Regions from separate parts of the Homo sapiens genome. Here all the other regions are linked to region 4. A link is a loop called in an ENCODE intact Hi-C map of the cell type or tissue named here. Cell type or tissue: mammary epithelial cell. All regions are shown on one strand. Each heading gives the region's core, and the rest is flanking DNA. Links, peaks and the distances in the headings are about the cores only. Region 1 holds the start of NDFIP2 (Nedd4 family interacting protein 2). Region 2 has its middle 64 kb from the start of LINC00382. Region 3 overlaps NDFIP2 (Nedd4 family interacting protein 2). Region 4 has its middle 64 kb from the start of LINC01068.

Region 1 (6,377 bases), core at 547-5,546, 150 kb after region 4:
GCTTGCTATGTCATGAGTAATGATCAGTCTTTAACCTGGAGGTCACCTCTTTTTTGCCAGAAACCGTGAAACATTAACACACTAACTTATTAGCTTGTAAAAAGGGTACTTATTTATCATGTACCAGTCTTTACATGTTTTACACATGTATTATATTATTTCTCACAATAATCTTTGTCAGGTAGATACTAATATAAGGAAACTGAGGCTTCAAGATGTAAAGTAACTAAGCAAGGTCTCACAAATTGCAAACAGCACAATCTAATATATAAGCCCAGATGGCTTTAAAACCTGTAGGTTTTTTACCCGTTAATAGTCAGGCCTCCTTCAAGCCTCCTTCTCAGCTAATTTATCGAGGGCAACTCTAATTCCCCAGATACAAGAGCAAAGTACTCAGATCTTTGTAGAATGAATACTTCAAATTATGTTCCATAGAAAATTGATATTGTAGAAATGTTAACATAATCTTAAAATTTTAAAAACAAAGAACAAAACAAAACAAAGATTAGGAAGAGCTAGGTTAAAGAAATCCAAATCACTGTCTTTACTGCAGAATTTTTCATGGTTTTAATATGCTAATGTATTATAAATCTTCCAGTTACACTTACTATCATTCTGAAATACAGTTTGGGAAATTACTGCTACAATCAACACTGCCAATTTAACTTGTACACAGAATAAGAAGTCAGCTTGGTACAGGTACAATCTTAGAAGTCAGCTTGGTACAGGTACATAATCCTTTAAAATAGAGAACTTTGGCCGGGCTCTGTGGCTCACACCTGTAATCCCAGCACTTTGAGAGGCCAAGGCGGGCAGATTATTTGAGGTCAGGAGTTCGAGACCAGCCTGGCCAACATGCTGAAACCCCATCTCTACTAAAATACAAAAATTAGCCAGGTGTGGTGCACCACACTTGTAGTCCCAGTGACTCAGGAGGCTGAGGCAGGAAAATCACTTGAACCCAGGAGGCGGATGTTGCAGTGAGCCGAGATCACGCCACTGCACTCCAGCCTGAGTGACAGACACTCCATCTCAAAAAATAAAAATAAATAAATAAATAAATAATAAAATAACGAACATCAAAGTTAGAATGTGGTCTAGCAGCTGCAAGCCAAGTCAACTTCGTCATAGTTAGCAACACTGCTCATTTACTAACAAACAAAACTGAATTTCCCATAAAATTACGTGTCATACCTGGCTTTTTCTGAAATTAGAAGGGTAACAATCAAGAATTTTTGTAGCTCTAAACTGTTATCCACTGCTTTACTCAATAAATTTTGGATGCTTTTAACAATGAAAGGAAAGAAGAGATCACAGAAAAAGCAGTTTCTAGATAAAGCTTGTGCATTGGCTAATGGTAGTAAGTCCTTCTGATGACCCTGAGCATCACTGCTAGCTTTCCAGTATGAAAAGCTGTTTTTAAACTCTTTAAGTAAGTGAAAAATTAACATTGCATACCATCTCACCCCTAAGTATACTTGCCTATCTCCTGACTTAGTCATCCCTTAACATTCAACAACTCAAGTGGTTTATTGCTCCAGTTTATTAAGCATTCCAGTTTTCCCAAAAACTGAGCTAAAGGCAACCACAAAATAGTTGTGTTCATCATATAAGCCAGAGCTGAAGACTGATCCCTAGTTTAAAAAGTCTATTGAAAATGTCAATTCAGCTTTTTCTCTGGCATACACTGATGTTATTAATCAGGCCATTATAAACAAAACCAAGAGTTATACTAGATAGGTTAAATGACTACGTAAATTGTGTAACTCTAACACTAACATTGCCTTACAATGTTAGTTGTAAGTTGCCTTACAAGGAGAACAGATCGATGTCCTACCTAAAGTACTACCTTTAGAGGGACTGGTAGGCTTTATCTTTAGAAGAACTGATTTTTGCCCTCTGTTCTCAAGGAACATTCAAAGTCTATGTAGGACACATCGTCAGTTTGAAAAAAACGAGGGGAGGGGGCAGCAATAAAATATGCCCATTTATTTTGAAAGGAGTTGTTGGGAAAACAAATATCTTAAAACTGAGAGCTACATAAATTAACAGTGTTTTGGGTAGTGACGTCTGTAGGAAAAATGAAACAAGTTTCACTGCTGATATTATTCAATATTTATATCATTTTATTTTTGCTAACATTTACAAACCTAGAAATGCCTTTCAAACCATCAAAAGGGTGTACACTGACAACTTGAAAAACGCTTTCCATACTGGGAGAAACAGTATTTCCCAAGTTGTTGAGAAAAGCTGATAAATTTTCAAAGAATTCGGAATATGGACCTTTTGTAGGTTTTAAGGAATGCAAACCAATTGAAAATGGAAGCCTCATGAGCTTTTATCTTAGAAAAATGCAAAATTACATACTTTAGGATCTCATCTTACAGTTCCTTCATATTTGCCAAAATGTACTTATTAATAGAAAGTCTTGGCTTATAACCTGTCTTACATGTGCAAATAGATTTGAAAGTTGAAACCTGGGACTAACATACCTAAATTTGTAAAATTTTATAAACCATAAACTGCATCACCAGTGCTATGTATTGTTTTTCTCCTCTCCCTCAGTAAATGGGCTGAAAGTTTGTAGAATGACATGCTACCTAGCTGCAACAGCACAACAGCAGAGTCAACTATTGCTCAGTCCATCTTTAACTAAGGTTTACAACAGGAATCTCCAACGTCACCACCAGAATACACAAAGAAAAATATATTTAAAAATTGACACTGAAAATATAGAGGAACACATTTCACTTTTTTCAACATAGTTACCAAAGTTTACACAGTTAAGCTGGAAAACCTTGTATTTAACGAAAAATAATTTTTCAAACAAGATTAGAATTTGTTCTACTAAAACTACCTCTGTTTCCCCTCTAACCAAAAAAAAAAAAAAAAAAAAAAAAAAGAAAGAAAGAAAGAAAGAAAAAGTGGGGATTACCAAAAAATACAGTCATTTTTAATACTAACATAATGGAAAAGGACAAAATGACAAGGTTAACGAGCAGAGAGACAAGATCAGCATTATGGCTAGTCTTTCTCTACAGTTCCACAATTCCTAACCCACATTTTTGCCAAATCCACATCCCACCCCACGCAGTACTTACACCTCCACCCACCTACTCACCCACCCCATTTATGACGGCGATCACCTTCCGGGCAGGTATGTGAAGTCAGCCCCATTTCCAGTAGACAATCGACTAGAATGTCTCAGGAGTGACTGAGTCAGAGAATAAGAAAATGATAAAGTGAGAAATTAAAACGGATACAAGTTGTAAGGTGTGTGGAGGGAGGGCGTCTCACAGCGGGGCTAAGGGTGCGGGTGAGGAGCTAAGCAGACTTGGGGCGAGAGAGAAGGGTTTCGAAGGAGTCCTAGGCAGGAGTGCGCAGGTGAGGCGAGTGAAGCAGCTCCAGCCAGAAGATCCAAAAAAACAAAACAAAACACAACAAAAAAAAGCCACAGCTTTTCCTCCGGGAATAACCTGAGGAAAGGGACTCTCGGGACGCCGCGGCGGGAGGCAGTCCCGGGAGGCACAGGAGGCCGGGAACTCACCACCTGGTAGCGCCCAGTCCCCGGCTGGTGGTGATCCATCCTGCCCGGCTCGGGATCCGGCTTCCGAGAGAGGGAGTCTTCTCCGTGCTCAGCTCCCACGGCCACCCCCGTCGACGACGTCGTCGCCGCAGGGCCCCTTCCGCCTCCGTTCCTGCAGCCGCGGTCTCCCGGCGGAAGCTCTTCACTTCCTGTGGCTCCCGCAGCGGCCGCCGAGACCTCCGCGTTGGTCGCGGTTCCGCGGAGAAGCTCCGGGGCGCCGCGCGCGCTATTGAGCATGCTCGGACCGCTCGCGCAGACTCGCTGGCTCCGCCGGCGTGCCATCCGCGCCGCCAGTGGGAGGGTATAGCTGGGTGGGAGGAGATGGAAAAGTAAGGCAAGTCCGGGGGAGCTGTCTAGGTTGTCAACCTGTCGAGTGGGCGGTCGCAAAAGGCGCGCGGGGGGCGGGAATGACCCGTCCTTGATTGGTCTTTTCTGTGTGCGCGAGTTTCGCGCAGGCACGAGCCAGTGCGCCTTCTCACCACACAGAGACAGAGGCTGACAAGGGATGGGGCCGCGTTCCTAGAACACCTGAGGACAGGTCGCCCGGGTACCCGACACTTCCTCACCCAGCGTAGGACATGGGGAGGAGATTCATCTCTAGAACATTCCCAAAACGCTTATTCAAAATCATTCGTAAGATAAGCGATTTTTTAAAGACTAATATAGAGTAGTTAGAGTTTACAGAAAAATTGAGAAGTTACAGAGATATCCCATATACACTTGGCTCCTACGCATGCATAACCCCCCACCATTATCAACATCCCCCCTCAGAGTGGTACATGTGTTACGACTGATGAACCTGCATTGACACCTCATCATCACTCAAAGTCCATAGTTACCTCAGGGTTCACTCAGGTTGTTGTATACTCCTCGAGTTAGAACAAATGTGTAATGGCAGGTATCCATCATTATAGTATCCTACAGAGTATTTCCACTGCCCTGAAATTCTTCTGTGGGGTAATTTTTGTTTTTGTTTGTTGTTTTTTTAGAGATGGGGTCTCACTATATTGCCCAGACTGGAGTGCAGTGGCTGTTAGCAGGCGCAGTCATGGCTCACTGTAGCCTCGAACTCCTCGGCCCAAGCTATCCACCTGCCTCAGCCTCTGGAGTAGCTGAGACTACAGGCACTAGCTCTTTGGTTACTTTTTAAACTCTTTTTTCCACTTTTTGGTAATAAGAGATTTAAAAATCCAACGGACTCTCCAGACAACTCTCAAAGAAAGAGGTCTCTAGAGTTCTAGGTTACTGGAAGGACGTTAGAAGAAAGTAATGAAATCAGATAGGATTATTTTGTGGTAATACTCAATAATTCCAATTGATTTAACAGCAAGGAATCACTTGGGAGCACTGTTAGTAGTATCTCACTGTCTGGTTAACCACACATGACACGGCATAAAGCATATTTCTCTAGCAAGTAGAAGAGTATGACAGAGCAGCGAAAAGTACCTTTTAACCTGAAGACCAACGTTCTATACCCTAAAAACTATGATGCTGCTTGATGTGGCCCAGCTATGTTTTTAACATAACACCACATTTTCCCTAAATGATCTTACAGTGGAGCGCCCTGAAGGGAAGGAAAGGGATCTGGAGCCCCATTTATTTCCTTCATGAATGTCCAGAGGAGATCCTTGAAATGAAGACTGCCACTGGGTGAGCCTAATCAACTGGTTAAAATAGCAAGATAGAATAAAAACAGAAACTCTTTGAGAGATTGACAACTAAAAAATGTAAGCCTTCCTCATAGTTCTTTTTAAAGCATTCATCAACTCTTCCTATTTGTGCCGTTTTGACATGTCTAATAGCATAAAGCATTACTGTGCTAACAATAAGAGGCAGTGATATCTCATACTTAAATATTGTTAAACTTGCCTTGTTTTGATCTTAATGTATTTTAGTTTCTAAGCCAATAAACATATGCCATTTTATTGGTATTACTGGTACAAACGCTCACTCTCACAATTTCACTCCAAATGGTATTGCCTCTCGATGACCAAAACAACAGCCAGTATCAGCAAACTGAAATTAGATCCTTATATCACTTACGATCTATAAGATTTATTTAGAACTTAATTTTATATGCATATGTGTTTTCATTAATCATTCATGTGTTCATCTGTTTCTCAAATAGATGGCTGCTCAGGGCAGAGACCATTTCTTACACCCAATGCAGCACTGAGAACATAAAAGTAAAAATCAAAGATCTGACCAAAAGCAGACATCTTGAATCCTGATAGAGTAACAGATTCTTTCTATTTTACCCTCCTCCCAGATTCTCTGAACATTTTGCTAATCTAGTGGAGTAACAAATTCAGCAGGAAAGCGTATTTGTAATGAGGAAGAGAAAGAGGGGAAGGAGAAGTAGAACAACAGCTTACTAGTATAGAGCCCTTTCTAAGCCAGTACTATACATCTATTATTTTAGCCTCACCAGAACTTCATGATATAGGCACAGTTGCACTCCTTGGTTAACAGATGAGGGGGGAAAATAAGGCACAAGGAGTTTCATGAACTTGGCTAATGCCAAATCACTAGTAGGTGATGACAGACATCAGAGCCTCCACCATATTAAGCACTATATTAAGCATAATGCACCTAATAAAGAAGAGTCCTTGTCTCTTTCCTCTTCCTAGCCACCACTACTGTGAAACGTGCAGAAGACATAAAAAGATAGCAATGTATCACAAAGAGCCAATCTGACTTCTTTAAATCCCACCTTCTTGATCTATGTAAAATAATAATTCTTATTCATCATCCCCAAAAGAGCCATTCTGAGCTTCTTTTGCCCACTTTA
Region 2 (6,377 bases), core at 557-5,556, 310 kb before region 4:
GATTTTTTTAAATGTATTTTTTCAGGTGAAACTATAAACTGGAGGCCTAATTAAGACCTGCTGTTTCCTGAAATTTTGTGTGCGCAGCCCTGGGAAGGAAAGTTGCACGGAGCTTTCCTTGAAGGGGTAATCTTGAGAGAAAATCCTGGCATTCTAGTCACTTCTTTCAAACATAGCCCTTACTTAAGAACCACAGTGAATTTATGTCTACGGTAAACATGAAAGCCTGTTATGGAACAGGCTTAGGGAAAACTCAAATCAACGTGATCATCATGAGTTTTGGACTTCAGCTGCTCCTAGCCAATGTTTCCAAATTTACGCTGAAACACCATTATAGATCATACAATTTTAGCCTGTTGACGTTTTCTTACCTCTTCTTTTCCCGTTACTTTGTTAAGAATGGAAGTCACTCTTCCTAACAAGAGAGAGAAAATCACCTTGCAAGAAATATAATAATTCAAAACTATTCATTGTAAAATAATTTGACTTTTGATGAGGTTGCAAAAGGCCTGAATTGAACAGATTTCTGACCAGCTCCCACTTTATCTGCTTTCATTAGAAAAAAATTTTTTCCTAATGTTGCTTTTTTATTAAATAGTTCCAAACATAAACTTTAAAACATAAGAATTAAAGAAATCTATATATTTCTAAATCTTCAAGATTTTATTAGTTTAGCAACATATTTGTATGGCTTATCCCCAATGTCTCAATCCAGTGGTGATAAAACTTCTGAAGTCCAAATTGCTTCACAATATGAGTATTTTTTACTCACTTGAAGTAAGCTTTTTTCTAATGCTTCAGGTAGAAAATAGGAACTACTTATAACTTGAGAACAGAAACCAATCTCCTAGTTGTCATTTAGTTCAACATTTTGAACTGATGTTTTTGCTAACTCACTAAATTGTAAGGTGTGAAAGTCACGGAATTTTTGTAAAAATTTTATATTTCTTTAATACTGTGAAAAGAAAACATGCCCAGTTTGCAAACCTCAATCAAGAAGCAAGTTATTTCCTTTAGATAATGCACTACGTATCAGCGCATAAGGGATCAACTCACAATATATAGTCCTGATGCATAATTCTGTATCCCCTAAGCCAGACAGCCAAAACACTTACTTACTCACAGAGAATAGCCAACACAAAAGCCCCTTTTTCCACTTCATGGGTAGGGCCTCATTATGTGCCTTCCTAAATATGGAGGGGAATTGAGGTCCCTACTTCCCTTTATAATGCTATTCAGTGCATTTGTCCAATAACTCATTGTCTCAGAAATTGTCTTGCTCACTTCCTATAGACATTCTCCTGTCTCCTCAGTGACACGTTCGTGGAGATAGACAGACATTCACAGTCGCCTCTTCTGGCTTCTCTGGCTCCACCTTGATGCATTCTTGCCTTATCCCAGACCAGGCCAGGCTCTTGCTCTGGATCTCAAAGGCCCAGGCCACATAAGGGCAGAGCAGCCACGTCAGAGCTGCTCCTGGCACCAAGAAAAATTATTTGCCCCGAGAGGCAAACACAGCCCCAGCAGTGTCCAGAGTATCAATCCCTCTCTTCTCTGTTATAAAAGGCCCTATTGTAGAAACACAAATCATTCAGAGATGGCATGTACAATGTCTAATCACTTAATAGCCACTGGGCACCTACTGGGTATGGGCCCCAAACTAGATACTGTCTGTAACCTATTCACTAGAGGGAGACAGGAAGGAATATGACACAGATTTATATTCATCTCCTGTTCTAGCCCAGTACACCATGGCCAACACACAGCCTTTGAACAAGTAGACAATTACAGCCATAATAGAGATGAGAATATTTTTATCTGTAAGTAGCAAGGTAGGGGATAGAACACAAGCTTGCTATTCACACTGACCTAATTTCGAATCCTGCTTCTATACTTAATCAACTGTGTGGCCTTGGGGAGCTTACTGAATCCCTCTGGGATTCTCTGGCCTTGTTTGCAAAAGGAAAATAATAATCTCTACACCATAAGTGCTGTGAAGAACAATGTAGAAGGTAGAAAGGCCGAAAGCTATGTGAGGTATACAGAGGACACAACAGTATTAATTCCCTTACCCATCTTTTGATTTCTAAATAACTGTCAAGACATTTTATATTCGATATCTTATTATTTGAACCTTATGCAAATCCTACTTGTATGTACTTTAATCTCAGAGATAGAATTTTAGGTCGTTGGATCTCTTTTTGTTTCCCTTTTGGAAATTTGATTGAAAAGATACACTTGTTTTCTCCAATTACCTTAGCTTTGCTCCTTGGCAAGTTTTACAAAACACCCGAAGCCATAAAAAGGGTTAATTTTATTCCAGTGTACCAGATGTCTTCAGCACCTTGACTTTAGTAATGTACTAAGAACAGTAAGTCTTTTTAATGAAAGTGAAAGGTATGCATTGTACTTAAATCTGGAGCTTTCTCCCCTGAAGAAACGCTGCCGCTGGGACTGCATCCCGCCATTTTAGACGGGGTGAGATATGTTTTTGCTTGCGTTTACCCTTCTGCAGTACATTTTCAAGCGACTGCAGTTGGTATCCAAGCAGTTAAAACTACATCAGCACTAATAGCTATGAGCTCATCTTGTATAAAGACATTTTTAGTTAAACACCACAATCTTGGGGGGAAAAACTTAGCGTGCTTAACCAGGCCAGCTTGGAATAGCTCACAATATGACGCATACCACAGGAAACAGAGTGGTATGAGGCACCTACAAAATATTTTTCAAACAAGTCATTGACGCTGTAAGCCCCATGCCTCAGCTTTAGGAAGTCACTTATTAAGAATCAACACCAGCCGTGCCAAGCTAAGCTTTTGCTCTTGGTGATTTTCCAATTGAATATTCAGGGCCCTGTCTCAGTCTTGTTTTCAGGGAAGTACATGCCTGGAATGTTAGCAAGCTATTTGCTGGAAAAAATGCCCACAACAGGCCTAATGTTGATCACATTAATGCGTTTGAGTGGGTATAGAGTGCAAATGATTGAAAATGCTTCCAGATCCCTGTTGCAGGGGACAAAGCAGGCTCTGTTCTCTGATCTGATGGTCATTTTTTTTCCAGTGGAGGATGTGGCGCAGGAAGAGGGAAGAGTGCCAATCTCTGTCTAATGGTTCCAAACAGGCCCTGGGCCTAGCTCTTTGGATGCTGATGAGTGGGAAATGAAACACAGATGGGTCAGATGGGTAAGGAGAAGGGGATTACAGGTCAGGCCAAAGAGTTGGAATAAATTAAGTGCTTATAAGGTACAGAATGGCACATTGTTTAAGTGAATGGACAGGGAAAAAACATTCCTGCATTGTTTGGTCCAGTGAGTGAACTCAACATTCCTCTTCCCAGACCAACCTAGGCCACAGAGATCCCCATCATCAGAATGTATATGAGCAACGAACCAAACTGTGGCCAAATGGTGCCTGAAATATTCTGCTATACCCCAAAGCAGCCAATTTTGTTTTATTACACAGGAGATGTAATTTATTGGGAGAAATGTTTGGGTTCATATGTCAGATCATAGAGAGTCAGATTTGGGGTTCCCTTGGGGATCCGAGGAGAAGGTGAGTAACCACAAATTAATACAGCAGGGAAATAAAGTGACAAAAGAAATGTTTCATTGTGCTTGAAATATTGAACCAATTTCCCCCTTTTTAGCCTTTTAAACCTTTGCTCACAAATCAAAGAGTAGCTCAACTTAAGAGAACTCAGCAGAAGCCTGTCATGCCCAGTAATGACAACAAAAAAGGTGAAGTCCAATGTATCCTTGGTTTTAAGTGTCTTCATGACACAGGGAAAGACAGTAAAAATGACTTTCTGAGGATGTTAGAAAATGATCGAAACTATTAGATAACTAAAAAAGAAAATGCTGATAATCATAATGGATCTGTCCATTTTGTGTTCTAGGTGTGTTAGAAAAAATCATGAAATCCCAAAGTGTATACAAACCTGATTATTCAGCATTAGGTAATTATAGGACAGGGTGGGTGAATTGTGTTTACTTGAAGGCACAAAACTAATAGAATGTTAAGGGCAGAAAGTGTTACATAAAGAAGAGCTAAAGTTGCAGTTGCCAAAAAAATTAGAAAGTTCTAAAGCTTGGAATTGATGGTTTGTTATTTTTTTCAGTATGACAGAAATTATTTTCAGAAGCTTATTTTCATACCAACCATGTTTCCATTTTATGGACTTGACCTTTACTGGAATATCCCACAGGCAAAACTGGAGACAGTGGTTGTCTGTAATCATCAGGGATGCTCATGCTTCAAGTATTAAGAGTGCCTGTTTATCAATTGGTGTGTTACAACTCCAGAGACTACAGGGAGATCATTTCAACTAATGAGTATAGAAAGTCTTGATGCAGCATATCTTTCAAAGGCTGGTAATTTTCACTGTTGTTAATTTTAGTAAATTGGTTCAGTGAGCAATATCAATTATATGTATATATCATCTTATTTTCTACAGTCTATGACTTCAAAACTAATAGCTGTATTACTTGTAATTTAAATATTTTATCTTTTCTCCTGACCTCCTCCCCTTCAAAACCTTTATTATGCTAATGCTCTGAGTCTTGAGAAGGGGATCCAGGAATAAATGACCAATTCTTTTTTTCTTTTAATTTTATTTTACTTTAAGTTCTGGGATACGTGTGCAGAACGTGCGGGTTACATAGGTATACATGTGCCATGGTGGTTTGCTCCACCTATCAAACCGTCATCTAGGTTTTAAGCCCTGCATGGATTAGGTATTTGTCCTAATGCTCTCCCTCCCCTTGCCCTCCACCCACTAAGAGGCCCCGGTGTGTGATGTTCCCCTCCCATGTGTTTTCATTGTTCTACTCCCACTTATGGGTGAGAACAGGCGGTATTTGGTTTTCTGTTCCTACGTTAGTTTGCTGAGAATGATGGCTTCCAGCTTCATCCATGTCCTGCAAGGACATAAACACATTCTTTTTTATGGCTACATAGTATTTGATATGTATATGTGCCACATTTTCTTTATCCAGAAATGACCAATTCTTAAAGCAAATTTGAGAAACAACCATAATACAAGCATCAATATTAAGAGTTTGAGGGCCAGGCCTGTAATCCCAGCACTTTGGGAGGCTGAAGCGGGTGGGAGGCTGAGGTCAGGAGTTCAAGACCAGCCTGGCCAACATGGTGAAACCCCATCTCTACTAAAAATACAAAAATTAGCCAGGCATGGTGGTGCGCATCTGTAATCCCAGCTAGTCGGGAGGCTGAGGCAGGAGAATCACTTGAACATGGGAGGCAGAGGTTGCAGTGAGCCAAGATTGTGCCACTGCACTCCAGCCTGGACAACAAGAGCGAAACTTGGTCTCAAAAAAAAAAAAAAAAAAAGGAAAGGAAAGAAAGAGTTTGAGGAAAAAAAAAAAAAGACTACAGAGAAATTTATACCTTAAGCTGAGAAAAACATAAAACTGTTATTCATTGAAAGAATGACATAGACTTATAAGAAACTAATAACCAGTTTGGGGTATTTGCTGTTTCTTTTCCAATAAAATGAATGCTATTTTTTCAGTCTCCTTCTCTCTCTTGACTACAAATAAAATAAAATAAAAAATGGCAGTGGGAAATGTTCATGGAAGAACCAGAAGGTGGAAGTTTGTGTGTTGGGGGGGTGGTGTTTAGAAATGGAGATGTCACTATGTTGCCCTGGCTGGCCTTAAATTCCTAGGCTTTTGATAATGCTTAAATGACTATGTGTTATATCATAAAATTGGAGATAATTATTTTCAGAAAAAAAATATGTAACAGGATAAGATTCCCAGGAGATTGCTGTTTTATCTAGAACACATTTTCAATGGGACGTCAGATGAGTGGGTAACAGGGCATTGGGGCTACCACGGAGTTCCAATGTGCCTTATGGAGCTAGACCCTGAAGGTGGTAGAAAGGGGAGTAACAGAGATCTCTCATGTGCCTTTGAGGATACCTGGGCCACCTGGCAAGAAGCCAGGTATTACTATTGGATGGAAAATGTCCTGAGGCTAGAAACAGCCAGTCCAACATCTAAGTCTAAGGTATAAGCCTAATTCAGGACACAGAAGCTTCCATGATAAACACTCTTAAGTTGGAAAAGCAGGCAGTAAGGGTGAGGCCATGGCTACCATCAGCTGGTACAATCTACCTGCAGCCATGCCTGACTGTCCACTCACACAGGACACATCTTTGGAGGGATGTGGCCCTTAGGTTTACCAGGTAGGAGAAAATACTAGAAAAGCACAGCTCCCTGGAGTAGTGGAATGAATCTATCATCAATACCATTCCTACAGTTATTCTGCAATTAACATGGTACAGTAGGCAACAATTAGGAAAAAAAAAAAAACTCTTAAAAAGAGCTTTATATTTTACATGCTCCAGACCCC
Region 3 (6,377 bases), core at 638-5,637, 82 kb after region 4:
AATAGAGTTCAAATGCTTTATAAGTTTACCTTATTTATAGGTATAAAGTACATGGTACTTGCTTTAAAAAGTAGAATAGGGAGTATGAGGTTACTTTATGTGAAGATACTCCCGCTGAACAATAAATAAATACTATTACTATACCCACGACCTCCAGAAATTCACTGGATAACCAGTAAGACAACTTCTACTCATTTCTTCATATTCCTACTTATTCAAGTTGTAGCCTTCATAGTTGATAAAAAATCAGCACACATTAAGAAAACAATAACAGAACTATTTTCTTCACATGACTTTTATTCCTTAATCCAGACTGTTAAAAGGACTGCAAGACAAATTGTTTTTCAATCAGATTTTTTTCTCCACCAGATGTCTATGTGAATTTCATATTGTTTTAGACAAAAATGCTCATTCCTTCGGTCTAAGTACTATGTCATATTTTGTTTTTTCAAGCCTTCAAATTTTGTGCTGGTGGTTACTTCATATACATTCTATGGTTAATCTTTAAAGAGAAGTTTTAAAAGTCTGATTCAAAATTTCAGTTCACTCGCTATGTATTTTAAAAATTAAAATTTATGAAATTCAATTTTAAAAATCTAAAAGTTATCTAAAAAGGTCTATGACTTATCAAATTTCAATAAGCTGACTGTTAGCAGTATTAAAAAATATTAAATATGCTAACAGTAAAAATCATGAATACACATTAGGCATTTAATATGTATCTGGCAAATTTGAATACATAAAGGGAATAGGCAGAGTTCACAGATTAATATTTCTTACCTCTACAATAAGAAGAAATACCTTGTTCTATGAGCAGCTGCCATACTTTCAGACATGTTTCTGACTTTTAGATAATTAACAAATCCTCTGAAGAAAAGGAGCAGGCCTGAGAAGGTTGAAATAATATGGATATACTATGTTTTTATACAGAAAAGGGCAAGATAAATTTAAAGTAGACAATTATAAACAAGATCCTCTTGGCTTAAGGAATTTTACTTGCAGACTTCCATTCATTTCTGTAATATATTTTACACTATAAGGATAAACTCTGTCACAAGGAAATACAATTTTTCAATTTGTTAAGCCTAGATGTACCAAAATTAAAGCAAATCTAGCTATAAAAATCCAGAATTACATAAAAATATACATTTAAGTGATTTTCTTCAATAGTAAAGTTACCTGACGCACTTAAACTGATTCAACTCATAAAAACCCCATTGAACCCATGGGCTCAATCTTTTCAATTAATATAACTACTGGGTGAACTAAGACATATTTATTTATATAAAGTAGATAAAAAGGAAATATATACATGAGGTTACTAACAATTATGAGGAAAAAAACAATAAGCCTGTATAGTAATATCAAGTGCCTGTCATCTGTGAAATCTGTATTTGAAGATACGTGCATTATGTACATATTTTTAATTATGAGTTCTTATTTTGAAGTAATAATAAAAAACTAACTTATAATAAAAAATTAAGATGAGTTAGAAAAGACAACTTGGAAGACAGTCACTCTAATGATTTAGATTATTTGGGATACATCTTATATCTACCTCAGTTTTCTCCTTTGTAAAGTAGTATTTTAAAATAACAACCACAAATATATTTAATAATTTAAAAAGCAATACCTGTAAAATTCTCTAAAGTTTCACATAAAAAATATTAGATAAGTATAAAACATTACCATTACTAGTATAAGCCTTTGAAATACTTAAGCATATGATTCTTAGGGAAACATTTATTAACTCCAGCAAATTTTTAACCAGGAAAACAGGGTGGGGGGGATCCAAAAACAAAAACAGAAGATATCTACTGTATGTGTATGACTTTCCTCACCAGGAGGAAAAGGAGTTTGTGAATTTAAAATATGAAGTCTCAAACTAAATTTGTACCCCAACTGCAAGACAGTAATCAAATCACTAAAAACAAGAAGCATGTGTGTAGTAAATTGGAGAGGAAAGACAGAAGAGAGATACAAATGATGACTTAAATGGTATAAATTACAGCTAAACCCAATCGCATCTGCTTCCCATATCCTAACTCCCTCCTTTTGGGACTCCTTCTGAATTCCACCCTCATGCCCTTCCAGATGCTGTTCAAAGATAATAATACTGTTATCCAAATGTAAAAATATTATTGAAAAATGTAAACCAACTTATTTGTGGGATCCCTTCCTTTGTCTCTAAAGCTGCTGTTTTCTAACACACATTTTACTTCTCAGGCATTTTCTAAAAGAAGCCACCCAGTTCATACCTAAAAACCAATCGCTCAGTGGCTACTGTTTCTCAGCATTCTACAAAGTGCTCAACATTCTTTTCAGCATATGTGAGAGCAACATTTTTATCACTGATTACATTTTCACATTCCCCTAAATAAATAAACACTAGATTATGGCTCTGAAGTGGAACTGGCATTGTCCTCTGTATTCTACTCTGCCCCACACTAACCTCCTTAAGATTCCTCCAATCTCTAAATAATATATATATACACACAAATGTACTCATTTAATATGCTTAAATACTTAATAGACTTTATAAACCTTCTCACTTTTAGGTAAGAAACTCAATAAAGAACACGGCATTCAGGCAGTTAGAACACATAATATAAAACTGGCTTCACCTCCAGATGCATCTCAACAAAGTCACAACACTAAAATAATTTCAATATAGCTATTAAAGAATTAAGTGACCTTATCTGACTAACAATAATTTGTTTCCCAAAAGATCCTAAAGATCCAACAGTATGACTAAATAAAAACTCAGAGAGAAGACTGCCACCTACTGAAATGCTGTTATTTTCTGGTAAAATTCTGAGTGAAACATGGGCTTTTACTCTTAACTAGAAACAAAAGGTATTCCTTATGTCAGCAAATACATCTGAAATGTGGATTAAAGATATAATGTGATTTAATGATTAACTTAATTATCTCACATTGAAGGTAAAAAACAAAAGGGAACAAAAATTGAAAATCCATAAAATTCCATCAATATTAATAAAAAGACACGTCTTATAGGAAGACAACTCAACAGAAGCACTGTGATCATTAGGCATAAAGCCTTTCCTTATGCCTGGCTGATTAATGATTAATTCAAGGCACATTTCAAAAGCATAAAGAATGTTTCCATGATCAAAAAATAAGAGAACAGATAGAACAACCAAACTATCCAACTCTCAAATTTCCTAAGATCATTAAAAGAAGTCATTTGTGTATGTTTTCTGAGATAAATGCTAAAGACAATTTTTTATCACGTTGTTATTTTAAAATTTTTTAGCATTCAATTATCATCCCGCCACTGACTCTTTACACTGATAGCCTCTGGATTTTAAATCTAAGAAATCTGTAGTGCTATATAGAATAGTTTAAAAACGTGAGATGATGTGTTTGAATATGAGAATTTTACAGAAGAAAAATAATTTCCACATAAATTGCAACACAGTTTATTTACATCTTACAGTTTTTGGAAATATCCAAGTTAAACTAAATGCATTAAGAATAAACTTACCAAGTACAAGAAATATCCACCAAAGCCAATACTGTCCATTGAAATATCCAGTAAAATAATCAGAAAACTATGGAGTGAACATAAATATATTAACCGAATTCATACACCTGAATTTGAAAATCATAAATTATCTTCAGTTTCATAATGATTTACTTCAAATAATCTTTAACACTTAAAAATGGCACAAAGGAAAAATAAAAACACTTAATGGCATACACAGCATACACATATATAAATTATTTGAGAAAAAATCATCTTATGCAATAGCAAAAAAAAAATTGGAGTATTTTTAGAAACAAAAACCAGTTTCAAACTCCCCGCAAGAAACAGTAAATGCTGTATGTCTGAATCACACATTTTCTTATTAGAAATTTCACGTCAGTCCTTTTTTCATAATCTCTCAAAACCACAACTACCATCCCAAACACACTACAGCAACCCGCTGCTTCAGATATTAACACCAAAAGCCACATTAGTTTAATCTTATCAGATGGGGGTGTTCTGCTGACCTCCAAAAGAAGAGCTTTTGACCTTCTGTACACCCCCTACTGTTAATCACTGCCAAAAATACTAGGTGCATAAAGACCCCCATTAGAGTCTTTTTATTTTCAAACTAGATGCTCTAGCATTCAGTTCCCAACAGAGAGCTGAGAACAGCTAAATGAACCTTAAAGTGGCATTTCAACAGTTCCTATTAGTGGCCATGGTAGACAGTTTTATATTCTCCGTGGTGTGGGAATATGAACAGGCAGATGGAAGGCAGAATTTGATGATATTGGACACAGTTATCCTTTCCTTGATTAGACTCTAGACATCACACTTCATTAATTTTAAAAGGTTTTTTAAAAAATCAATCTAATTTTCTTCAGTTACTTCAGATAACTTTAGCACCTAAAACAATGCCTCAAATGATTACTTTTTAAAAAGTGTTTAATATAACCTACTCTAAAACTGTTAAAAATTAGCTTGTGTTTACCCACCCTGTTTCCACTGGTCTGCAAACTGAATCTGATGTAACTAAAAATGATTCCACTAAATGCAGACTTGCTCTCAAATCTAATACTAACTAAAAGTATTTGTAACTTTATAAGTAAAGATTTCCAATTATTTGTTGGTAATTTCTATATAAGCTTAAAAATCCTAGGCTGTGGCAAAAATAAAAAATGCTTACAAATTGTAAATAATGTTATCATTTAGTAAGCATATCAAATAAAGATTATCTAAGTCTGTTTTTTATAGCCTTTTAAGTATTTTCTCAGGAAGTATTTCCAATTAATAAATAAACCATTTATAGTAATTTCAGTATTTATAGTAATTTCATATTTTAAATTTTATAGTAATTTTTTAAAATTTATAGTAATTTCAGAGATTTAAAATTTCAAAGTACTACTAAAAACATAAATCCCATGTACACCTACATCTTTAAAATATATGTACAATGAAGGAGGGACTTGAAATTGAAAAGATACAGCTTATACAGGATGGTACTATACTATTTTTTAGTCAAGTGATTAACAGTTAGAAATACAACATTTTCATATAGGTCTTAAAGGCTGTAAGAACAAAAAAGAATAAAGAACAAAGGCAATACATTTTTTAAATTTCTGCGTGTTACCCAGTAACAGGTAACCTGAACATCAAGAACAGTCATTCTTCACCAAAAATGTTTACCATAAAACTAGTTCTTATTTACTCCCTAGTGAAAAATATAATTACCTTCACCCTGATGTCAAAGAGAAGGATTTGCTATGTAAAAAGGATAAAGAAATGCTTTTGGACTCATTACTGTGTTAGCAAAAATGTTTTAAAATACTAAAATCATAAGCCTAAGCCAACTGTTGTTTTTTTCATATAAGTAAACCAATCATGTTGATTGGCCAGTCACAGGCTAGAGAAATCAAATTTTGGAAAATAAATTAATGAACATTATGAATTCATCTGATTTTATTATATTAATGTAACATCACTATTTCATTGTTTACATCCTGTCTACTTTCAAAATGTACTTTGTTAGTTTTTAATAAAACACATATGTATTTTTAACCACATAATAAAAAACCTTAGATAGAAGTAGTATCAGAAGGCTAGGCTAAAGATATTTACACAAAATCCGAGGTTCATCGCAGCTCAGATACAAAATGGACAGCGGCAGTATGATTTATAAATTACTTATTGTCTAATGAAAGGGAACACCAGGTTTTTAGGAGAAAACTTTTCTCTCAGCACTAAACTCTAAGAGGAATGTTTTACTTGGAGCATTATAGTAAAAGTCAAAGTACAGTGTAACAGAGGCAGTACAGAAATAGGAAAATAGGCAATGAATTGAGACCAAGGTAGATGTCAATTCACATTAAAAACTGTGAGACTGGCCTGGCGCGGTGGCTCACGCCTGTAATCCTAGCACTTTGGGAGGCCAAGGCAGGCAGATTGCCTGAGCTTGAGATCAGCCTGGGCAACGCGGTGAAACCCTGTCTCTACAAAAATACAAAAAATTAGCCAGGCGTGGAGGCATGTGCCCATGGTCCCAGCTACTTGGAGGATGAGGCAGGAGAATTGCTTGAACCCGGGAGGCGGAGGTTGCAGTGAGCCAAGATGGCACCACTGCACTCCAGCCTGGGCGACAGAGTGAGACCCCGTCTCCACAAAAAAAACAACTGTGGGACCTTGAGCAAATTATTTGACTCTTTTTATTCTTAGTTTCATCACCAATAAAATGGCTAGATCATCACCAGCATCAGAGATACAGTTAAAGTTTGAAAATTCGTTGCTTGTAACAAATTATGCCTGGCATACACTAAGGGTTAAATGAATGGCAGTTATTGTTATTTTATACAAAAGATTTTTTTAAGTCCTTTTCTTATAACACTTC
Region 4 (6,377 bases), core at 541-5,540:
CTTTTCCTTATTTTTATATTTCTATTTCTGACCATGGGAAACCTGACTCTCATTATCTATCACACATTCATTTATTCCTTCAATCCTATTATACACATAAAATAGTTACTGAATTACTAATCCATACTCTTATAGATTTACCAACTAGAGTATGGTGTTTGTATACAGGATTGTTTTTGGTTTTGCTTTTGTTTTTTGGTCTTCAGCCTTGTGATACCCAGTTAAAATACACTTTTTCCAGAGTTACTCAGATCAGGCCTTATCTTCCTCATCCCCTTCAGTAAAATGTTATTTATTTGTAATGCAGTTAGGTTCATTTTTTTTTTTGCTATTTATATTCCATTTTTATATCTGTATATCCTGGTTAACTTAATTTTTTAGTACATGAAACATTACTATGGTTATATGAGACATTACTATGGTTATTAGAGTCAGAGCTATAGAAAAGTTGGATTCATTGAAGAGTACACCTCTTCCTAATCCACATTGTTCTACTCCCATTCCTCCCTTCTCTCTACCCTCTTTCCATTTACCTCTGTAAGTAACCAATCTCCTTGTTTACAGATTTATCTTATATTTTGCATGAACTAGCAGATACATACTTTCTTATATCTCCTTCTTTCTCATATGATTGTTGTCACACTTTAATACTCTTTAGTAGTTTGCTTTCACACTTAATGGTATATCCTGAAAATCACTAGTCACTTCCCAGAAATCACCATCCTTCAATTTTACAGCTATATGGTTTTCTGTTGGGTGAATATACCATAATTTATGATACTATTCCACTATGTATAGACGTTTATATTCCCAATAGTTTGCAATGACAATATCTCAATGAATAGTCTTGTGCATATGAATGTTCATATTGTTGGAGGTTTATAGTCAGGACAGATGCTTAGAAATGAAATCTCTGAGCCAAAAAGTAAGAGAATAGGTAGTTTTGCTAGGTCTTGCCATAGATCCCTTTAGAAGTGATGTACCATTTTTCATTCCCACTAGCAATGTATGAGAATGCCCATTTCTGCACAACCTCACAAAATATTATTGCTTTTTAATTTTTACCACTCTAAAAATGAGAACTGTTATCTCTGTGCTATTTTAGTTTGTATTTCTCTATGATTTAATTTGAATGGCTTTAGATGTTTAAGGACCACTTTTGTATCATTTTTAATGTAAATTGTTTGTTCATTCTTTTTCTAATTTTTCTATCAGGTTTTTGATCTTGTGTCCCTCAACTTTTAAGAGTTCTTTGTCTCTGCGATGTGTGGTGAATTTTCTTCCAGTTCATCAGTTGCCTTTTGGTGGTGCTTTTGATATGGGGCTGCTTTTCTATTCAAATTTTTTTATTTTTATATAGTCAGATTTTCAATCTTTTTTGTCTCTGGATTTTGAGTCATAGTTATAAAGATTTTCCCTATATCAAGTTTAATGAGAGCTCAAGGTTAATAAGAGTTCACTCATAGTTTATTCCAGTACTTGAATGGTTTAGTATTTTTTACACTTTAGATCCTAATCTATAATTTGCAGTTTATTCTTATGTATGGTGCAAGGTATACATTTAAATTTATTGTTTTCCAAGTGGCGATCTAGTTGTTCTAGCATATTTGTTAAAAACCTGCCTTTCTCCCAGTGATTTGAGATGCCACCCCAGTATCCTTTATGTCCACCTGTTGCCTATACAACAATGAGCTTTTTCCATTTTCTTTTTCCCTTCATCTCCCAATTTTTTGGTGCATTATTTCTATTTTGTTACAGTATATGGCATTTGTAAATTCATTTTCCATCCTCATTCCTACTTACATTTAGTCTTAGATGCACATTTATATATTTTCAAGTGTTCGCCATCAGTCCTTTTGCTGAACTTTTTCCAATCAGCACTTGGTGGGATTTAATCCTCTAGTAGATTCCTCAAGAAGAGATGATGAGTACAGAATTTCCTAATTCCTTGTATGTTGAGAATTGTTTTTCTATAGGCTTCATATTTGACAGATACCTTAGTTGGATGAAAAATCCTTGGCTTTCACTTTTTTTCACAGATTTTTTTTCAGTGTGCTTTCTTTTCTTACTTTGTCTGTGAGCTTTCAAAAGTCTAATGCAGCAGGGCACGGTGGCTAATGCTTGTAATTCCAGCACTTTGGGAGGCCCAGGCAGGCAGATCACCTGAGGTCAGGAGTTTGAGACCAGCCTGGCCAAAACAGTGAAACCCCATCTCTACTAAAAATACAAAGATTAGCTGGGCATGATGGCAGGCACCTGTAATCCCAGCCACTAGGGAGGCTGAGGCAGGAGGATGCTTGAACCTGGGACAGGGAGGTTGCAGAGAGCCGAGATCATGCCATTGCACTCCATCCTGGGTGACAAGAGTGAAACTCTGACTCAAAAAAAAAAAAAAAGTCTAATGCCAGTCTTTCACCTTTAAAAATTATTTGGCCATCTACCTGGAGGCCTTGAGAATTTAATCTTAACCTATGAAATTTAATAATTTATTGATAAATTATTTGGGACTTTATATGTGAATAATCATATAATCTAAAATAAATGATATTTTTCTAGCTTCCTTTCCTATCCTCTTCTTTCCCTCCTTTCTTTCTCTCTGTCTCTATCTTACTGAACAAGCCAGGACCACTTTCTTGATTATAGGCCAGTCAAGTCCTCCTCCCTGTGAATAATTCTTGTTGCCTCCTGACTGTATGCTATGCTCTTGGTTCTACCCTCTGAGTCATCCTTCCTTTTTCATAAAAAATAGCCCGAGGCCACAGCAGAGTAGTTTTCCAACTTGTTCCAGTTGGCATCAAGTTGGAAATCTAGTCTTCTTTTCATTTTGGGCAGGCTCTGCCCCCTTCAGTTCAAGCTAGTATAAACAGGTATTTAGCTTACCAATATAAAATGCTAAGACAGATGGCAATAAATTAAAAGTGTACTAAGCACTTGCATAAAGAGGTAATTAAGAAAATAAGCAGTTTGGGGCTCCGATGCCAGGCAGACTTGGGTCAAACTCGCAATCTGTCACTTACTAGCTCTACAAACATGGGCTCATGTAAGCTCTCTTTATTTCCATGTTATCATCCTAAAATGTGGATGAAGGACATAAATAAGTAAACATTTAAAATACTTTCAGGGACTGCTACATAGTGAAAACTAAATACAGCTTGGTTATTGCCAAATGGTTGTTATTCCTTCCCAAGTAGCATGTGCGTTCACCATGGAAAAATGAACATGAAAAGATCAGTGGCAGGAATTGAGCAAAGAAGAAAGAACCACAAGCTACTTAGCCATTTTGACCAACATTTTAAAAGGAATACATAACAAGTGATGGTAGATGCTTTCTTGCAAATTGTATCTTGATTCTTTTTACTTTCTTTTTGGTCAGGGGTAAAAGCAGCACCTCTGAATGCAAAAGGCATTGAACAGAAGTCAGAAGCATTGGTTTTTCATGCTGCCTCCTCCTCTGCCCAGTAGCCACTTGATGTAACTCACAACCATCCAAGGCTTAGTTTCTGTATCTACAGAATAGGAATTCTAGCCCTGTCCTGTTCGCTCTCCATGATTATTGTCACTCTGAAATGGACAATGAGGCTGTCAAAAAAAGAGAAGAACCAGCACTGAGTACCCACTGTGTGTCCGGTACTTGAAATACATGATCGCACCTACACCTCTCAAAAACCCTAAGAGGGAAGTATTATTTTTGAGCAACTTACATAGAAAGAAATTGAGACTCAGAAAGTTTAAGTAACTTGTTCTGGATTACTTGCTAAATGGTAGAGCTGGATATGAATCTAGATTGAGATAGTGAAGCTCAGTTATCAAAACTAAAACGTCACTTCTACCTAATCAGCAGGAATGACGTACTGCTGAGTTGAGAAACGCCAACCTAGAGGGATCGCCTACTGAAAATCAGAAATGGACTTATACTTCAGGAAAGGTTAAACCTGCTGGTAGGACTCAAACTGGCTTTAAAGGAGAAAGGACAGAAAAAAGATCAAGCCCATAGCGTCCATCAAGTTCACCTCACATTACTTCATGATAGTTCACACTTGCCCTCATCACATTCCAGCTACCTATTATGCTCTTTTCTACCTGCAACCTCTCTCCTGGGTCACTGAGATTTGGGCATCCTGGTACACTTGCAAATGGATTCTTTTCTTCAGGTAGCCAGCTGCTAGTTTTCACTTAAAGTTCACTTTGAAGATAGGACCCAAGCTCTTAGTTTTAGCTAGTTCCTCCAGAGTTCAATCTGCATTCCTATGGGCTCATGTTTCAGTAGCCCTTTCATTGATACAAAACCCAAATTCATAACCTTATTATTTTTGATGCAGAATATTGCCGTCACTGAAAAAAAAATGTCTAAGGTGCACCATCACCTCTCCCTGGCAGATGAGAACTTCCATATTGACTTCTCCCTGGGATTGGACCTAAACTTGTTCCTTTATCCATGAATTTATGGGAAACAACTGTGCCTCACACAATTCCATCCCAGTTTTCACTCTCTTCCCTCCATACCCTCAACGCCAATAATATATCACCTTGCTCCATCCCTAGAGTTTGGCAGAAGTTGCCATCTTGTTTCATGGCTAGAACTGTTTATGATACACAAGTGATACTTTATCCTGATTAACTGTTCCCAAATATGAACTCTGGAAAGTTGCTTTACTTCACAATAAACTTTTCAGAATAAGTTTTTTCTTATGGTCCTACAAACCATTAAAAAGCACTGGACTTTGGTTTATGGAAATTATTCATAATCCGCTCCAGTTATCAAAATAACAAAATAAAGATCACTGATCTTTCAGTATACCTATGTCCAAATACTGAGAAAATAATGCATCAGCTAAAGTGGACAAAGGAGATGATTAACAGTGTGCTGAAAGAACATCACACCAACATCAAGTGTGTCGATCACACTCACCCTCTGTGTAATAGGAAAAGAGTCATGATTAGTACAGAGGACTACATTTATTTCTCTGCTATAATCTGAACTTCATCAAAATATCTGTTGGTCATGTTTATGTCTGTCTACCACAAAATAAGAGTTAAAGAAAGCATTATCTATCTTTATTTTAACGCTTAATACAAAATGCAAATAGTCCTAAAATATCTACCAAAGCTTAAAGATCAAACTGATCATAGCAATTTCCATATTAGCTCAGAATATGTCAAAGCAGAGAGCTACAGAATAAATGCCAAGTTATATTCTAAAAAGTGAGAGGGCAAGAGAAACTCTAAATAGGTTCACTTTGAAGACTGCATAAAAAGCAGATGTCATCAGTAAAGATTATTCCTGAATTTTGTTTAACATGGAGCAAAAATTTTTTTTAATGTTTTCATCCTAATTATATTTTTTCAAAGAGGACACTGACACATTGTTGCTGCTCAGAAAATTAGTGAATGTGGAAATACAAACTCTAATAAAAATATTTTGGCTTCTTTTCAGTCCCTAACACATACTCTAGAGTTCACTTTATGGTTATCAGGAGAAATCTAAGGAAAATAAAGCTCAACAGAACTGCAGAGCATCAACTGGCTTAACCTTGTCAAGTAGGGATGAAGCCGGAAGTGCCATGTGACACTGACTGACAGAAACCAAAACCGATGAGGAAAATACACTGAAGAAAAGATGGCAAAAAGTTAATGAGGTGTGTCCTCTACCATGGCCAAGATCACAGAAAACTGATAGAAGCGTTCTATGTTTCAGCAAACTAGTAAGTTCTAGCAGCCTTTTTTAACCTTCCCACAATCCTGTTTACATAATCGTGTTCCTGGCAATGAGAATCACATGGACAGACATTTCTAATTGGAAAAGTCACATTCCTGATATCCCAATACTAAGGTTATTACAGTTTATAAGTTGTACAGTGGCATATATAAGGTCATAAAGTGGAGGAGAAAAAAAGATTTGTAGACTACAGTGCATTTTTTTTCTCTTCTTTTTTTTATTTTATTTTTTTGAGACGGAGTCTCTCTCTGTCGCCCAGGCTGGAGTGCAGTGGCGTGATCTCGGCTTACTGCAAGCTCCATCTCCCAGGTTCACACCATTCTCCTGTCTCAGCCTCCCGAGTAGCTGGGACTACAGGTGCCCGCCACCACGCCCAGCTAATTTTTTATTTATTTATTTATTTATTTATTTATTTAATTTATTTATTTGTATTTTTAGTAGAGACAGGGTTTCACCGTGTTAGCCAGGATGGTCTGATCTCCTGACCTCGTGATCTGCCTACCTTGGCCTCCCAAAGCACTTTTTTCTCTTTAAGAGACAGGGTCTTGCTGTGTTGCCCAGGCTGCTGGAGTGCAGAGGCAAGATCATAGCTCACTGCAACCTTGAACGCCTAGGCTCATGCAGTTCTCCTGCCTCAGCTTCCTTGATAGCTAAGACTACA

What was found. Hi-C counts contacts between places; a loop is a spot of excess contacts. Peaks named below come from ENCODE experiments on the same cell type or tissue, not always from the same donor. Only the 100,000 strongest peaks of a DNase experiment are listed, where the experiment ranks them.
Region 1: a loop joins it to region 4, with 4 times the contacts of the local background. A loop is called at or near these places in 2 of 110 quality-filtered maps.
Region 2: a loop joins it to region 4, with 4 times the contacts of the local background. A loop is called at or near these places in 3 of 110 quality-filtered maps.
Region 3: it touches region 4 in a loop (6-fold over the local background); 2 of 110 quality-filtered maps call a loop at or near these places.

The regions. Positions count from the first base shown.
Region 1 is chr13:79,478,695-79,485,071 of GRCh38, reverse strand. It overlaps NDFIP2 (Nedd4 family interacting protein 2), which reads right to left and starts at 3,917. Exons shown (of 8, transcript NM_019080.3): 1 at 3,548-3,917. The coding sequence starts at 3,868. It overlaps NDFIP2-AS1 (NDFIP2 antisense RNA 1), which reads left to right and starts at 3,841. Exons shown (of 3, transcript NR_046685.1): 1 at 3,841-3,920; 2 at 5,142-5,236. In mammary epithelial cell, for the core only: a CTCF peak has its summit at 3,669; DNase peaks (open chromatin) are centred at 1,571 and 3,831; H3K4me3 peaks cover 3,047 bases; H3K27ac peaks cover 3,865 bases.
Region 2 is chr13:79,933,171-79,939,547 of GRCh38, reverse strand. No RefSeq gene overlaps it. Among named protein-coding and RNA genes, the nearest start is that of LINC00382, 64 kb to the right of the region's middle. RefSeq lists an enhancer at 2,055-3,254. In mammary epithelial cell, for the core only: no CTCF peak of the experiment used is centred there; a DNase peak (open chromatin) is centred at 2,707; H3K27ac peaks cover 3,357 bases.
Region 3 is chr13:79,545,526-79,551,902 of GRCh38, reverse strand. NDFIP2 (Nedd4 family interacting protein 2) reads right to left here. Exons shown (of 8, transcript NM_019080.3): 6 at 3,509-3,575; 7 at 781-886. The coding sequence ends at 783. Among named protein-coding and RNA genes, the nearest start is that of LINC01068, 18 kb to the left of the region's middle. In mammary epithelial cell, for the core only: a CTCF peak has its summit at 2,800 (motif pointing left); no DNase peak of the experiment used is centred there; H3K27ac peaks cover 670 bases.
Region 4 is chr13:79,627,849-79,634,225 of GRCh38, reverse strand. No RefSeq gene overlaps it. Among named protein-coding and RNA genes, the nearest start is that of LINC01068, 64 kb to the right of the region's middle. In mammary epithelial cell, for the core only: a CTCF peak has its summit at 2,849 (motif pointing left); a DNase peak (open chromatin) is centred at 2,735; H3K27ac peaks cover 1,270 bases.